Regions from separate parts of the Homo sapiens genome. Here region 1 is linked to region 2. The links are chromatin loops, found by intact Hi-C in ENCODE. Cell type or tissue: GM12878. All regions are shown on one strand. Each heading gives the region's core, and the rest is flanking DNA. Links, peaks and the distances in the headings are about the cores only. Region 1 has its middle 55 kb from the start of LINC01796. Region 2 holds the start of LINC01831 (long intergenic non-protein coding RNA 1831).

Region 1 (5,363 bases), core at 1-5,000, 1.6 Mb before region 2:
GGTTCCTGCGTGAAATGTGGTTAATAAAGTAATGGTGGATACCAGAGCAGAAGAGCAAGAGGAGCTGCTGCAGGATCACTTGGTTCATTTCACATTGACCACGTAGAGCAGAATGGGGCTGATGGGCCCTGAGTACCTCAAGTGGCCTTGGGTCTAGCTGCACTCTCCTGCTTTCCCCAGACCCAACCACGCAGGCTGGTTTTGTTCTCTCTCTGCTCTGGGCAGGAGACTTCCAGGGAAGTTACCTGTTTAAGGAGGCAGAAGTGGCTTCTGAGGGTTCCTCACCCTTAGGGCTAGCTACGTCATTCATGGGGCTTAGGGCAAAATGTAAACACAGGGCCCCTTGTTGAAAAATTACTGAGAATTTCAAGACGGCGGCAGCAAAGCACTAAACAAAGTGCAGGGCCCTTCTCAGCGCCAGGCCCTGTGTGACTGCCCAAGGTAACCCTACCCCGGAAGCTGGCCCTGCCCCAGCATCAGTGGATGATTGTTTATAAATTCATGAAGTCTTATTCCCTTTTTCTTGATAAACCTAATTCTCTAATGCTGCACGGAAGTAGGTTTTGTAAGTCTTCAATTTCAAAACAGGAAACTGTGAAGCTCCATTATTACTTTTGAGGGATAGCTATGTTGTTAACTTAAGGTCTAACTTAGTTGATTCTAGAAGTTGTGATTTTGGTTTCCCTAGCTTCACTGCTTGGTGCAGTGGACTACTGAGATGGCTACATATTGTTCCTCCTCTTAAGGGCTCCTATTTTCACAATGTGTGTAGCACATAACTAAATGAGTGTAATGCAATGTCATGTGTATAGAATGCATGCATAAAATGGTACCGATGTGAAGAGGGGGAAGGGCTGAAAATTCAGCTGCAGGTGGTCAGGGAAGGCTCTTCAGAGGGCTCCAGGATGGAAGGACCTAGGCACTGCCTCCATCTGTCCTCTCTGCCTCTTGGTAATTCGCAGTGTGCATTGGCTATTTTCCTAATGGGGTGCCCCTTTCATTTGTCAGTAGTAACAACCTGAAGAATCAAAATCCTGAAAACACTTGGGGCAAATGTTGAAGTGGACAACAGGGGCTGGACGACCATTTTAAAAGTAGAAATCAGTTCAGACGTGTGTTCTGGGGTTCTGTGGGGTAATTGGTGGAATGGCCTGTGGTGAAATGAATGTAGAAGGTTTGAGTCCATAAAGTCTCACAGATGTTTAGGCAGAGAGACCATGAGACCTCAACCAAGCCATTGGCAGAGGAAGGATGGCAAGAGAATGAATTTGAGATACACTGTCGCTGTGAAAAATAAAGGAATGAGAGAGAAGTCAAGGATGGTTAAAAAACTGCCATCTTCGCCAAGGTTGTACAGAGTCCTGTATTTCATCTGAGTGAATACCATGCATTCATGATTAGTAATACCCCATATAGCATCAAGACACTAGTAGTAATTGTGCTTGTGTGTTTGTTTCTGATAAAGAGGTTCTCAATTGATTTTTATTTGTTTGTCTTGCTGCCTTCTGCATGAGCACTAGGTGACCAGGATTCTTCTTTTTGCCTTTGTAATTATGTTTGTTTCACATGGCATAAACAGTGGGTACTAAATACCTGCCATTTTTTTCTGACTGATGAGGATCCCACAGATCACATCAAAGCTGTCTAAGTGGCTACTTGGACTTCCTCAATGGACTGAAATGCTTGGAAAAGAAGGAGATAGAGCAATTTGCACATCTGGATTAGCGCTGATTTCCGATTTCTTTGCTTTTAGTGGCTTCACATCATACCTATTGTGAAGGTCTAAACCATTTAGTTTTAATTGACAAATAATAATTATATATATTTATGGAGTACATTGTGATGTTTTGCTATATATATATATATATATATATAATATATACACACAAAAATAATTCCTGTCTATATAGTGGAATTATTAAATCAAGGTGCTAAAAGAGTAGATTTTAAAGATCTAAACTTTAGATCCCAGCACCTATCCTAAATTTTCAAAATTGGTCTTTTTTGTTTGGAGCATAAAAACAAGAGTGTAGGTATTACATATGACCAACATGACTTTTTAGGTAAAAATTGAAATACCACAAAACTCAAATGCAATGTAGCTCTAGTTGCTAGCCACACTGTGAAACTAGTCCTCTGTGAGAAGAGTGCAGAAATACGTGTTTGTTATCCACCTGATGAATTGCCAAGGTGGTGCTATCACTCTCAGCGTGCGACTTCTGAAGTCAGAAGCCCAGCAATTCTACAAGGGAAGCACAGAAGGTTAGAGGATCCCTGATTGATTTTCTGGCAGCCAATACAGGAGAATGAGTCATAAGGTTATAATAGGCAAAAGACATATTCTCAGGGATGCTGCAAACTTTGGGAGTGTAGAATTGTTTTGAGAAAAAGCAGCAACAAAGCATGGGATTTGCATCTGTTCTTAGTGAGAAGTAGCTCTGAGTGCCTCACGGGGAGAAGAAACCAACATCCCCCAAATCCTAAAAATAGAGGCTGCAACTTTTACATCTGCCACTAGAGGGCGCATTTCATCTATAAAGAAATCTTTCCATTGAAAACCCAGGAACTTTCCAAAAGGCTTTTGAGCACATCTCGAAGGGTGGAGGCCTTGGGGAGGGATGAGGGAGTGGGAGGTGGAGGGGCAAAAGGGAATATGAGATAGAGAGTTATTGACTTGCTTAACTCTGGGAAAAGGTGTGTGCCTAAGTGCGAAATCGCCATATATTGTGGATGCTGCATTTTCCTGATTGTTGTAACCTGGGTACCTGCAGCACATATTCCAGGAAAAAAGTAGACTCCGTCTTCGCATATAACTCTTCTACAGAGGAATCTAGACTTGGTGAATGCACCATTGTTCTCCGAAGGGCCCCTCCACCTAAAACGGGGCAGGAACCAATGTAAACACCGGCGTTAGTGGGTCAGGTAAGTGATCCTGAGGCATAGGGGGTGAGGTAGCGTGAGTTAGCATCAGGCTCATATAGAGGACGCAATAAAGAGCCAAGGAATTAAAACAAAAATGAGGAAGGCCGATTAAAAAAGAACATTTGACAGACAATGTATAACTCCAGCTCCTTTCACAGAAAGCAAAATATTCCCAGAAAGCATAGAATTCCCTGAGATAGGGGGAGTTAGAACTCGAATAAGAGTTCTGATTTTAGGCATTCTCTGTTGGTAATCCTTCAATTTTTATAACATTTTCTAGATCTGCCACTGCATGAACTACATAACTGACAAATCTTCAATTCACATTATATTTAAGTGGTTTCCCCATCACTTCTCACAGTTAAAAATACATTACATAAATTACTATCCTGCCTAGTGAAATATGCAACGACTCTGTTGTCTGCCGTTTATTTCTAAAACATTTTGGCACTTTCTGCGGAAGTCGTCTTCTTCTCAGTGATGCCAGGGGACTTTTTTTTTCAGTGTTACTTTGTTCCTAAGTGCAGGATCACAGAGATCCATGGGGAAACAAATAGTGGCATCAAGAGTGGCCTGTGGTGGAGGAACTAACAGCTGCAGGCGGAGGCGGATCGGGGAGCTGGAGTGGAAAGAGGGCAACTGAGGCGATGTCTGTGTCCTCTGCACGTGACAGTCCCACGGAGCTCTACTGATCTGGGGCCAGGCTGGGACTCCGGCCCAACTCCGAGGGGCACCAGGGTCTGGGTATTAATCGTGTGGCAGAGCTCCAGTCTCCATGTGATACACCAACCGTGCAGAAGCGTCCCCTGCAGAAGCACAGGGGACAGCCAAAGCTCTATGGCCCTGCAAACCCCTCAGCATGGCCCTGTGAGTATCCTGCAGAGGACCCGGGCCTGAGCAGTTCCTTCTTCCCAGCAGGTGTCACTGTGGAGTCATTAAAACCGGGAGAAGAGAAGAACTGTGCTTTGGCAAGCCGAGCCCCAGTAAAGGTTCTTGAACCAAAACTGCAGACAGGCTCCGCAGCAATGACACGCAGCAGCTTTAAAAACTCCCTCCACCACTGAGTCCAATGCTGTGAGCATGCGGTGTCTGTTGTCTTTGAACTAAGTTCACCAGATCTTCCAAGTTTTAAAATGGGAGCTAAAGCAGAACAATTATCCATATGGACGTTAAAGGGATAGATAGCTCCATTTCAAGGTGGCAATAGCTATATCAATTTTTGTCCTATTTTCTGACTGTTTGGACAGGTAGTTTTGTTCGTTTGTTTTTTCATTGTGGGAGGTAACTTGATGGCATGGAAAGAATGCAGAATCTGAAAATCCGGATTCAGATTCTTGCTTCCATCTCGCTATGTGTATGTTACTTTGGACAATTTACATAATTTAGAGCTCTGAGACTCCATTCCATGACAGGGTAATTGCGAAGGTTAAATGAAATGTATTCAGGAAAGTATCTAGCATGGTTAGTTACATCTGAATCCAGATGCATCACTGAAATACTGTTTAGATTTCATTATCGTTCTAATATTTTAATATCATTTTGAATACATTCTGTTTATATAGTATTACCCATATATAAAGTATAACCTCTAGGAGGATAATTCACTTGTCTCCTTTGGGCTAAGTCTTGTACTCCCCTCCCCTGCTCCCCCCTGCAATGACTACTCGCCATCTCTGCTCAGATGTCCTGCTAGAACTCAAATGCAGAATTATTATCTGTATGCTCCTACCTCCCTCTCTGCATTATTTATTCCGATTGATGGTGCTGTCCCCTTTTCCTGAACCTTGAATTGCTGGGATCACCTCAATTTCTCCTTCATCACTATCTTCCGTATCTAAACAGATCCTTGAACTTGCAGTGCCGTTTCCAATGTTGCACTATCTTCTGTGTCTACCTGCTGCCCTCACACAGCTGCTTATCAGGATTACTAGTTCAGTTTCCTACCTCATTGGCTTCTGGGGAGCTTTCCCCGGATCCCAATTCCAGGGCTCCACCTAGATCCACAGGGTCAGAATTGTAGGGGGGCCCAGAATGGCATGGCACTACCATACACTTGAATTTCGTTGGGAATCCCTGTCACATACATCTCTGACCTCAAGTTAGATTGACCTTCCAAACCAAAGGGCATGCCACTGACAGAAAGCTCCTCTTAAAGCCACCTTTTAATTTTGTTCCTTCCTTGCTGCATATCTTTGCGATTTCCCACTTCCTGGAGGATGGACTTAACTTCGGAATGAGATGATGTCACTCCATTCTCGGTGCCATGAAGGAAGGGACAGTGTGCACCTTGCTCATCATAGAGCCAAGTGCCTGGCCCATTGTAGACCCAACAACCAACAACGGACCACCCTCCCTTTGGGTGGTTGCCTGGATCACAGCCATTGCCCCTTCCAGGGATGCTGATGACATACATGGAGGGGCCACTGACACCTCCCCTTGGC
Region 2 (5,385 bases), core at 256-5,255:
TACTAGGCATGCCACAATTTCAGAAAAGCAAAATGTCCCAAGAAAAAGTCCCAATATTGCACTGGGATCTGACTTTTAGATGTAGAGAAACACACTTGCCTGATGATCATTTGCATAGAACTGAACACAACACCTAGTAATATCGTTAGTATTGTTATATGAGTTATAGTTGTTATTCATATGCTCAGAGCTCTTGATCATCAGTTTTTTTCCCCCTTAAAACAGATTTTTGAGCTATTTATCCCTAGCTGATTCAGAGGTCATGGAGGTGCCTGGACTTTCCTACATGTCAAGGAGTCCAAGATGCATCATAAATACCCATATTTGAATATGGATTTGGAAATGTCTAAATTTTATCAGAACATTACCTTTGGTTCTGTTATGTCCTTGAACTACATCACTGGAGTTCAAGCAGGATTTGTGTTTCAGATCAGCAAAACATTTCCTTTTCTGAGGCTTTTTCAATTTTGTCTCATTCGAATAATATTAAACTACTTAAAATGTCAACACCAAAAATCCAGCAGTACCTGTAGACTAGATATAAATGCCTATGGAACCACAGATCTGAACAGGTCAGTCCTCCAGGCACCAAGGGCCAGATTTACGTCTATCTCTTGCAGTGACAGTTGGTTCCTACTGGCCTCAAATGTGCAAGCAATTAGACAGCTGTATGTATAATTGGTTTGACATGCTCCGTTTTTTCTTCCAGAGAGAAAAACTTCCTTTAAAAATTTCAAGGATGAATTTTTGATGATATAGATAGCTTTTTGAAATATGATATTTTATCATTTATTTGGATCTAATGGAGATCCAAATAAAAGTGTGATATTTTGAGAAAGTATTAGATGTGTATGGCATCAGATGGTTGGCTTGATCCTTGAATAGAGAACTAGGCTGTTGGAGCCCAGGTCATGAATACCCATATCAAAATCTGCCTGTTTGTTTCAGTCTGTTCTAAAACCTAATGACAACCTAGTACTTAGTATTGTTGGAAAAAAGAATCGTTGATGGGAGGATAGGCAGGGCTAGGTAAGAGAAAAATAAAAAGATTAGTATAAGCCTGTATCTAGAAAACAACTCAAAGCAAATGACCTACCGAAGCCCAACCAGTAGTATCATTTTCACCTACAAACAAGAACTCTTGGAACTTTCTCTTTGTTATTTGGAAAGAAAAACAAAAGTACTAATAATCAAACTCAAGGTTGGATAGCTTTAAGAGTAAGGAAAAAAAGAAATTACTCATGAAGTTAGAACACTGAAGAAATAGAAGTGAGATGGATCACCACAGGAAAATCCTGAATGAAGCAAATGTTTTCTTGAGTACAAGGATGTATAATTTTAGGAAAGATTGAGCTATTTGCCATCTTGCTTATGTATATGTTGTTGGATTTACTTATTATGGATTTTACCACTTTAGTGTCATGGTTAGTGTTAAAGTACGTGGGGTGTGTGTCTAATTGATGTCATGCCTATCCCAGGAAGTCACTAAGGAGCAGCCCTGTCACAACAGCCTCCAAAGGACAGAGAGTGAACCACAGAGGAAATTCGAATGCATGTACAGTGGGTTCCATTACCAGGGAGCCTGAGCTTGGGACAAGAGGAGCTCATCACCACCAGAAAATACTACCAACATGCCCAAGAGTTTGTTTCCCATACTTTTAAAGAAAAAGAAAAATGGATGGTTCTGAAATCACCTGGGTTTGTTTTATTACATTATATCTTCTGGCAAGATCAGTGATGGCAGATGTGATTCAGCAATAGAAGCATGGCTGTACTGGTAGGTTTTTAAAATAAATTCAAGGGCTGTACTTTCTGACTGGCTACCTCCCTGTGGTTTGGCTTTTTAATGGAGTTCAATAGGCTTCATGTTTCTTATTATGATTTCCTTTAAAATCTCTGTATACGATAATGTTTGTGCTACTGGATATTGTTCTAGTTTTATTTAAATGCCACATCTTCAACACAGTATAGTAAAGATGTGCTAATTAAACTCAATCTATTTTACATCAATTAATTCAGACTGTGATCTCTCATCAGATTGCATATGTTAAGTAGGACTTAGGGCTGGTCAACAGATGTAAACTATTCAGAAATGTGGTGAGAAACCAACTCCAATGACAATTCCTGAGCCAGATTTTTTTTTTTACTTGTTCAGATGCTAAAGGATTGTATTTCAGTTCAGCTACATATTGGACATCAGAGAAGGCTACATTTTATGGCTCCCTTGAGTATATGTCAGTTGTAGTTATTTTAATTATTTCTAACATTTAGTTCTCCTGAAATGGCCACCCTTACTTTGATGCTTGCATTGATGAAGGCCATGATCACTGAGCAGCACGGTGCTAAACTGAATGAGAATAGCACAAGGTGACTTTATATACATTACACACATCCCTTCCTTCCAGGAAGCGGTCCGCCTCCCCACCAAAAACACAAGAAAAGCACCACCAAATTTGACTTTTTAATAGACAGTTTCTGCAAAAAAAGCTACACAAAACAGTAAGCATTAAAATTATTAATAGCCCTGTTTCTGTGTTCTTGGGAGACAGTGACAGAGTTTACATGCTAGCGAATCTTGCATACGCAAAGGTCAGGCACTCCATGCCTCAAAAGACAAATCCACGAAAATATGAAGACCACCATATGTAAGACCCAGCATTCCCATCACATCTCTCTAGTGTGAATGTGGGGAAGTTTATTGGTAGAGTGAAGTTTAGAGTTTCACACAGAATTAAGAGGTTTCTTTGAAAAGTCTATATGGTTATGTTCCTAGTGACAGAAAGAGTGATGTCTGAGAGTGAAAAGGCTATGCAAATTACAACTATTCCAAATCAAAGTTGAAGTCCAAAGATCTCTGGCCAATCAAAGGGTTCGTTTCTGCCCCCTGGTGGATGGAGAGGCATTTCCACACGCCCATTATGTTAGTTGTAAAACAGGGACTTCAATGGGTTTTCTGAGAGTAGGTTTCTGAAAAAGACAAACAGTGATGTGGTCAGATTTAACCAATTTTCTTTTAGTGAATGCTTTGTAACAAAGTAAAAACTTAATATGGGCAATTCTGTGCTTCCTCTGTCCTTTAGCATGTGACATGACATTTTTATTGGGGCAAGTGGCTCTGTGTATTATGGTCTTGTGTTACTCTCCACCATGTGTTTCTCTCCATATCAATTTCTTTTCCTTTCTCATCTGCTCATATCCAAAATAGAAGCTAAAAAGAGAAAGGAGACTTCCATCTCCCATTATTTTCTTCCTTGCATTTTTTTTTTCTGGCATCCGTTCTCCTAAGTTTCACTCCTTTTCCTTACCTTTTCCTCCCTGATGTCCATGGTGGTATTTGCTATGCTATGCTTTCAACAGGTGGATGATTTTATAGGACTAGCAACTTACAGTTTTCATTTATTTTCCAGGTCAAATAAAGCAAAAACAATATGAGAACAAATTAATAAATGCATGATAGTATGGCATCCAGAGCGATTTCATGTAGATTTTGCCACCCTTATAGAAGTATTTTTGAGTGTGATAAGCTCTGAAATTTTATAAAATTCTTGCCAAAGGTAAAAATAATATGTAGTGATGACATTCCCTTTTCACAAATGCACATATTGTAGAACCTGTGCCTAGCCACAGGATCTCACAATCTTTTGGGATTGGCAATTCACACAGTGCAAAATCCCATTTGCAACATAGCTTTCCCCAATCCCATGGGATTCATTGTGAGAGCATTTTAATATAATAGTTTTCTTACAGTTGAGAACTCTGGAAAGATAGCCCCTAGTCTAAGACAGAGGAACATTCAGCAGTTGTGATAATGAATTGATAGCATAAAAAAATAGTTTACCTTTTACATTTTTATCCTGCATGTGCATTTCTTACCTACTTTTCTCTACATTTTTGTGATTTCTTCTATTAGAAGGGCACAGGAGCACAGACTTTGGATTGCTACCGCATTCATCTATTTCTTTTAAAGACAAGAACTGGAATCATACTCCTTTAAGAATAATAGGTGTGCCCCTACCCACATCCTAGGAAATCCACTTCACTTCTTCCAACTTGTAATAAAACAACGATTTATGAATATTGTCTCCTTTTTCGGTAGACACCTCTTTTCCCTGCTAAGGGTTGCTTGAAGACAGATCAATGTTCCAATTTAATTAAAGTGAACCCCCAAGGCCCAGCCCCAGCTTTTTTTTTTTTCATTTTTATTTTCAGAAGTATCGAGTTCACAAGAAAGTGATTCTTTCAAAAATGGTACGTACGTTTCCAGGAAGAAATACCAGACGGAGTTCCGTATGCTTGCCTTCCACAGAGAGCTCACACTTCAAAATGTCCAGTGATCTCCGAAAACTGAGCAGACCAAGAGTGTCAGCTTAATTATTGACTAAATATCGATGACAATACTAACATTGACATGTGGACAGGAGGAGTAAGAGATGTGAAAAATACAAAGATGACACAGAAGCCTCGTTGACCCAGAACTAGACCCTTTCCCAACTGTGAACACCAGGCTGGAAAATCATAGATCATTCTTAGAGCAGTCATCACTTTTAAAGACAAAGTTTTGATATAAAGGAGAAAGAATCTCTGCTCTCTATGTTTAGTGGTTATTCAGGGGTTTTGACGTGAACTCTTTCAAGAGAGCCTCCCTTTTGTAATCACCAGGATTTGTGGTTTGCACAAATCTTTTCAAATCTTGTCATCGTCACACATACTTACACATTTAGATCTTTACACAGCTGTAAGTCATAAACAAAAACAACAGAACTTTTTTTTGGGGGGGGGAATAGTTCAAATTAGAGCACACTTCAAATGAAAACAATCAAATGCAAATGAAAAAGTTTAGTTCATGTATAAGAAAAAAGGTGAAGCCAACCAGGTGTGTTTTGCCTGGTTCTTTTTTGTATAAACAGATCGTTTTTTTTTGTATAAACAGATAACTGACTTTTAAACCCGCAGACCACAACATTTTAATTCAGTCATTGTCATTTGGAAAAAAAAAAAAAAGGATGAGGAAAAAGCCACAGACAAATTAGGACCAAAAGTAACCAATTAGGACAAAAAAAAGTAACCAAATTTAGCAATTTAAAAAATTGGCTTTTTTTTGGTAGATGAATTATCCTCATCCGTGATATACATTTAAGAATGAAACTTACATTAGCCCCTTAAAGTGGTCCTGCGACTTTAATTATTCACAAAGTACACAAATTTAATGAGTTTTTAAATATTAAAACTCTTCTCTATTGTCACTACGGTGAGCTCTTAATTTACAGAGCAATTAAGTCAGGACCCTCATTTATCAGGACATGTGCGTTTGTTGAAAATGTAGTCAGTTTTTATTCATTGATGCTATGGAAATACTGAGGTGAAATTAATGTGTGCCTTCAGAGG

The links. Hi-C counts contacts between places; a loop is a spot of excess contacts. Peaks named below come from ENCODE experiments on the same cell type or tissue, not always from the same donor. Only the 100,000 strongest peaks of a DNase experiment are listed, where the experiment ranks them.
Region 1: it touches region 2 in a loop (11-fold over the local background); 3 of 110 quality-filtered maps call a loop at or near these places.

What each region holds. Positions count from the first base shown.
Region 1 is chr2:102,837,597-102,842,959 of GRCh38, forward strand. It overlaps a transcript of TMEM182 not described here. Among named protein-coding and RNA genes, the nearest start is that of LINC01796, 55 kb to the right of the region's middle. RefSeq lists an enhancer at 3,695-3,744. In GM12878, for the core only: CTCF peaks have their summits at 2,514 (motif pointing right) and 3,845 (motif pointing right); a DNase peak (open chromatin) is centred at 2,545.
Region 2 is chr2:104,409,703-104,415,087 of GRCh38, forward strand. LINC01831 (long intergenic non-protein coding RNA 1831) reads right to left here and starts at 4,329. Exons shown (of 2, transcript NR_135589.1): 1 at 4,257-4,329; 2 at 2,450-2,967. It overlaps LOC124908058 (a long non-coding RNA gene), which reads left to right. Exons shown (of 2, transcript XR_007088675.1): 2 at 1,479-2,010. RefSeq lists an enhancer at 5,188-5,385. In GM12878, for the core only: a CTCF peak has its summit at 2,892 (motif pointing left); no DNase peak of the experiment used is centred there.